2 separate regions of the Mus musculus genome follow, and region 2 is linked to region 1. A link is a contact called in ENCODE Hi-C or POLR2A ChIA-PET data. All regions are on one chromosome and are shown on one strand. Each heading gives the region's core, a stretch centred on a gene start or an enhancer-like site at or near the end of the contact. The rest is flanking DNA. Distances are from core to core; before and after follow the strand shown.

What was found. A loop is a pair of places that touch in the nucleus more often than their neighbours do. ChIA-PET counts read pairs that join two places held with the same protein, here RNA polymerase II (POLR2A).
Region 2: a loop to region 1 is called in a map of regulatory T cell, with 2.0 times the contacts of the local background. The contact joins two enhancer-like sites. A Hi-C loop is called at or near these places in 1 of 37 maps with a recorded cell type or tissue (regulatory T cell). POLR2A ChIA-PET finds 5 or more read pairs at or near these places in 1 of 5 experiments (embryonic stem cell).

The regions. Positions count from the first base shown.
Region 1 is chr5:148,706,794-148,709,768 of GRCm38, reverse strand. No RefSeq gene overlaps it. Among named protein-coding and RNA genes, the nearest start is that of 2210417A02Rik, 34 kb to the left of the region's middle. Within about 2 kb of position 1,533, at least 1 of the 3 ENCODE cell types and tissues checked has a DNase peak (open chromatin) inside an H3K27ac peak, as active enhancers do.
Region 2 is chr5:148,896,632-148,899,477 of GRCm38, reverse strand. All of the region lies in intron 4 of Katnal1 (katanin p60 subunit A-like 1), which reads left to right. Among named protein-coding and RNA genes, the nearest start is that of Katnal1, 31 kb to the left of the region's middle. Within about 2 kb of position 1,362, at least 1 of the 3 ENCODE cell types and tissues checked has a DNase peak (open chromatin) inside an H3K27ac peak, as active enhancers do.

The DNA.
Region 1 (2,975 bases), core at 284-2,783:
CCAAAACTCAAAGGCTCAGAGAAGTCACCCCAATACTTACTCTCTATCTCTGGAGTTGGAGATGAATCATCTGTCCTTCCATTTTTAAAATAACTGTGTGAGTAATAGTGCTAATATTTTCCATTTTAAGAGAAACCCAGAAAGTGAAAGGAGATTGTTTTCCTTAAGCAATGCAGATGCCAATGTAATAAAACCCTTCGAGTACTTGTGTGTGCGTACAGCAGGTAAAGCATGTCACAGTGGGTTCACCCTGGTCACATGGAAGGACACCGGACTTTCTGACCAGGGTCATCTAAGTATCTGGGAGAAAGACAGGGGTTTAACCTTCCCTAAACTACTGAATGCCACTGTAATAATTGGTTGCCAGGGCACTGGAAACCTTCGGGATGGGTGGCTCCACGGAGCCTGCATCTGCTGGCTGCCCTTCTGTCGGATGCAGGAGGCGGACGTGGGGGAACCAGCTCTCTGTGGCTGCAGATCTGCACCCTGCCTTTCCTCCCCAGCTGCCAGTTTGAAGGGCATGTGGGCTGTGTGATCCCTTTGTTCCTTTGAAAGAGAAGAGAAATGTGCTCGGTGTAAAAATAGGGTTTAAAAGGCTTTAAAAACCAATCATGCCACATCAGGACGGGTGACAGAGGAGAGTGCTTCCTGTGGTGGCACCTGCAGAGACCCCTCCCCCACCCCAGGTATCTCTGCCCCGCCCTGCTTCTCCTCTGCACCTCGGATTGGGTGCTCCTGGGATTCCATCTACTGGAGCCACTTGCTTTTAGGGTTTAAAGAGAGTCAATTCACTCACTGGGGGCAGGAGACAAAGCTGGGCTTGGGGCTGGGGCTTCTCAGTCCTCTCTCTGGTCCCCTTATTTTTACTTAAGAGCGGCAGGCTTTTCCATTAAAGTTCCCAGATCTTCCTCCACAAGCCCTTTCTATATTTTTAGCACCACAGTCCCTCTTATCTGGATGTGGTAACCCCTTAAAGTCTTTGAGGGCCATCCAAAAAACATCCAGGGTATCTTGTTAAAGGACGAAGCGTCAAGAGCGACGTGCCTTTTACATACTGGACCTCACATCACCTTTTGCTAGTTTTAAGGACTTTATTTACTCTTTAAGGGCAAGAATCGGGCCCTAGGTCAGCTAAAGATGCACTCCATTAAAGATGCACAATTAATTCCGTGGCACTCTGTAGGGATCTCTGCACACGACCCTCCAGCATGGCTCCTTCCTTGCTGTGACAGCCTCAGTCAGGGGCTGAGGCTTGTAGCTCAGTCTGTAATCAGTTGTTCTTCACTGCTGGCCTTGAGGGGAAAAAAAGTCATTTGCTGTGCCCCGAAGGGAGTCTTTAGTGTAATTCCACATTCCTGGCTGGTACCCAGGGCCCCACACTAGCTGTCAGTCCCACCTAGCTCCCTCCTCACCATCCCCGTGTTACACCAGGGCCCCACTCAGGGCTTTGGCATCAGACCTTCATCCGAGCTTTCAATCTCAGCTCTGCCAGTGACTCTGGGTAAGCAATTAATGAGTCACTTTCCTCTGGAAAGTGGAGTTAGTGGCACTTCCTTTATTTGTACAGAGAAGGCTTTTGAGCATATGTGAGACTGTTCGGTGACTTGGAACAAGAGCTCTTCCCTTCTGAGCTCTCCTCTGTGATTTGTCAGAAAAATTACCATAACCAGCCCACAGTGCTGGGTGAGTGGTCTGACAGCTGTCTCCCTGGTGCAGCCCTCTGAGTAGCGCTAGTGAGGACCCTATGCTGACTGCAAAGATAGCCCACCCCCCACCCTACCCCCATAGCCCCCCTTTCCAGACACCCACCTCCATTACTCCCATCAGTCCCTGGGACTCCTGGGATGGCAGGGAGGCTAGGAACCACCCCACCCCACCCCACCCCCTTTGCCAGATCCTCTACCTTAAGAAAACATTACTGGGGTCCAGAGAGATGGCTCAGCAGTTAAGAGCACTCACTGCTCTCACAGAGGGTCTGAGTTCAGTTCCCAGTACTTGTATTAGATAACTCACAACCAACCATCTGTGATCCCCCCTACAAGGGATCCAACACCCTCTCCTGGCCTCTGTGGTCATACGTGTGTGAGCGTGCACACACACACTTTAAAATTTTTTACTTCACAAGAGATAAAAGCTGTCCACACACTTCAACTTTTCCTAGAGATCCGCTGAGCTCAGCTAAACCTCGCAGTTCTTAGGAAGTGGTGGAGCCAGTTCCACACAGGGACCCCAGCCAGCCAGCTTCCATCTACTCTATCTGTGCTCTTGACAGAGTGGCTCTGCCTTTGAGGATCCAGCTTCCTTATACAGAGATCCTAAATCGGGGTATTGACGCTCGCTCGTTTCTCTTGCCCACACATAGCATCAGCTTTAATGGCGTGTTTTCCGAAGACGCTGCGAGAAAGCCAGGGGCAGCTCCTGCTGTTGCCCTGCTGCCACCAGAACATCATCATGGTACACAGATGCTCTGAGGGTCTTGTCAGAAGAAGCCTGTATCCTAGGAATAATTAAATTTTGCTGCAGAGGAATGAACGGGTTGTGTGTCCTTCATTCCGCTATTCGGTCATTGACACTAAGATTCGCCCTGTGCCTTGCAACGGGATTGTGGAGGAGACAGGAGCCCACAGGCTGATAATGCACATGGGATCCAGAAGAAGCAGACGGAAAGACTCTGTGTTCAGGGGGTGTCGGGGAAGCAGGACACGTTTACAAGAATGCCGTTCTCTTTCACCTCGGCCTTCTTGCTGTCTGGGTTTATGTTTAGTCTCCACAGCAGCCTGACTGTCTAGGGCAGACTCACAGCATATCTGATGTTTCCGTCAACAGCTGATGATCCGTGTGATCTCCATCCTATAAGGTTTAAGGGATTCTGGGAAATTCCTGGTGTGATGCCACAGACATCATAAGGTCACAAGACGGTGTGTGTTAATGGGTTGCTGGCATCCACCCGCCGGCTACACTGCCAGATGTATCTG
Region 2 (2,846 bases), core at 113-2,612, 190 kb before region 1:
GTAAGGCGAACCAATGCAAGAGTGCCCTCCACTGTCTATGGGTTTATATCAGGTGCCCTCTCACAAGACAGCTTCCAGAAAGATATCACGTGTCTGTTCACAGCAAAACATCCTCTCACGTGTCTGCTTCTGTAAAACATCCTCTCATAAGACAGTTTCCAGAAAAACATCACATGACACTACTGAGTCTCCAAAGAAACCAGAAATGTCCACTTAAGGGGTGGGATGGTGGGGTCCTGGGAGATACCTAAGTTAGACATTGGGAGGTCACATCACATCATCAGACAGTTTTGCAAGCGGGTGTTAGCAGTTTGCACTGTGACTGGCAGAGTAGGAGGCACAGGTCTCCACACCACTGTCAGTGTTCAACATCATTGTCATCGTTGGTCTCTTGAAGGGGCCATGGTTTTACAGGAATATTTACTGTGTGTTGTATGAATACTTTATAACTTAGGAGACTGGAAACTTCTTTGTGGCTATTTTTCATCAGTGGGGTATCTTAAGGACCCTCTTATTCTGGTCTTCTCACATTAAACAATCTATCCATTTTCATATTTGTAATCTTACGGCATTTTTTATCTCTATAGCTGTGGCTGAATTGCACGTATGTAGAGGTTGGCACTATTTTTTTTTTTAAATCCACATTGGATTTCTTTTCCCATTTATGATCTTGGTGTCTGAGAGATGTGCTCTTGGGTTATGGGGAGGTTTTGTCTCACCTGTGTGTTTCCCTCAGGGTGAGCACCTTTACTGGGATTCAGCCGAGCTCCGTGAGCATTCCTCAGCTCTTGATTTTAGAATTTGTATATTTTTGTTGAGCTTTTTCTCAGTTTCAAGGTTGTCAAGTTTCCAAGGGTTTGTGATCTCTGTTTAAATGTGGTGTTTTATAAATGGGAAGATTGAATGTGAAGTCTTAGCAACCATATTTCATTTATTCCTCCTAAACCTCATGAGCACTGAGGTCTCAGTCTTTTTGCTTCATTGCTGTATTCTGTGCCTAGAACAGAGCCTGGCACACTAAACCTGCTCATGACTATTGTGGGAAGAGTGTGCATATTGGTGAGCACAGAGCTTGCTGTGGATCTGTTGCTACAATCCTTGTATCCTGATTGGGCAGTGTAGGGCGCTGCACCCACGTCAGTAAGTGTGCTCTGCATTGTCTGCCTGCGTTACTTTGTGGGGCAGTAGGGCTCCGGTGGGCTGCAGGCTGGCGTCCTTGTCTAACGTTTCCTGTGTTTGTTTCTGCTGTGGGGTGGAAGCAGCCCCCATGTGCAGCAGTGTGCCCTGTGAACAAACTGGCTGCAAGCCCAGGCCCACAGCTAGAGTGCCTAGGCCGCTGTTGCCGCTTGGACGGGCGGCTGACTTGGTTTGCCAGTTTCCTCGCTTCTTGAATGTGCTGATATGTGCTAGGTTCCCAGGGCACCAACACCGTGAGCATTGTGGATGTCAGCTGCTAGACTGACCTGACAGTGGGAGACAAACAGAGGCATGAAAAAGATTATACAGAATTAGCAGTTTACAGAAGAGATATTGGAGCTGGAGAGATGGCTCAATGGTTAAGAGCACTTGTTGCTCTCCTAGAGGACCTGAGTTTGGTCAGGTAATTCACAATCCTGTGACTCCTGCTCCAGGAGGATCTCATGTCCCTGGCTTACACACACACACACACACACACACACACACACACACACACACACAGACACATTTAAAAACAAAAACAATTAAATATGTATAATTGATATATTGAGGCTGAGAATGTAGTTCTTTGATAAGAGTGCTTACCCAACCATGGATGTAATTAATCTTGACACCAAGAAAAAGAGGAAGGAAGGGAGGGAGGGAGGGAGGCAGGGAAGGGAGGAAAGAAAGAAATGATACGTCTAAGAAATTTTGCATTTGTTTTTATCTACTGAGTCCAGGCAGCAGAGGGTAAGTTGGACATGGGAGAAGCAACAGCTTTATAGAAAGAGCCACAGGCCGTCTACAGCTCGGAGATGTTCGGGTGACTGTATGTAGTTCACTGCCTGACTAGAAAGGCAGTATCTTTGTCAAACAGGACACGCTGTCAGAAAAATCCTATGTTGATCTGAAACCCGCCTCTTCTGTTGCTTCCTATCGGCCTCCGCAGTAACAGCAGCCAAGGGTGGTGGTTCCAGTAGTAGCTCATTGGCTTTCGTGGCCCACATTTCCCGGAATCCTCCTCCACGTGGTGTGATGTGCGAGCCATTTCTCAGCTGGTCATTGAACAATGTGTCTGTAAAATGCACGGCACAGAGCAGTAGCTGTCTGTGTCTTAATCACTCAGTCCCACAGTGAGAGGAGCTGCAAAGGAAGATGCGCATGCTATTTGCATTTGGGGACAGGCTGTGTCAGTCACTGACTGCAAGCTATAAATATTTGCTTTGTCACTTAGAGCCTCATTTTCTTCACATAGAATAAGAGGCACGACTCACAAAAGATCCTTACGGAAGTTGTCTTGATTTGAATAATTTAGAAATTAGTACAAAGAAGCTAACTATTTTGCTTTAGGGAAAAGAAAAGTGTCTATCAGCCTTCACACTGTCAAATGGTTGCTAATTCTGACCTTAGTGCTTCGTGCGCAAATCTAAGGAAAGAGTTCTGAGGTCACTCTGTGATGTTCCAGTCTAGTGTTCTGTAGAAGACCCCATGTCCCAGATGTCAGCTTCATTGCTTGAAAGCTGTCTGTTTATTAAAGTAGTGCAGCTAATGGACTACTTCTGCTCAGGCACACGGCGTATGTATCAGCTCTCCCCGCCCTATTTTATGTTTGTGATAATGACACTACTCGCCCACTTTCACGGTGATTCTGCTGTAGCCTCAGAGTT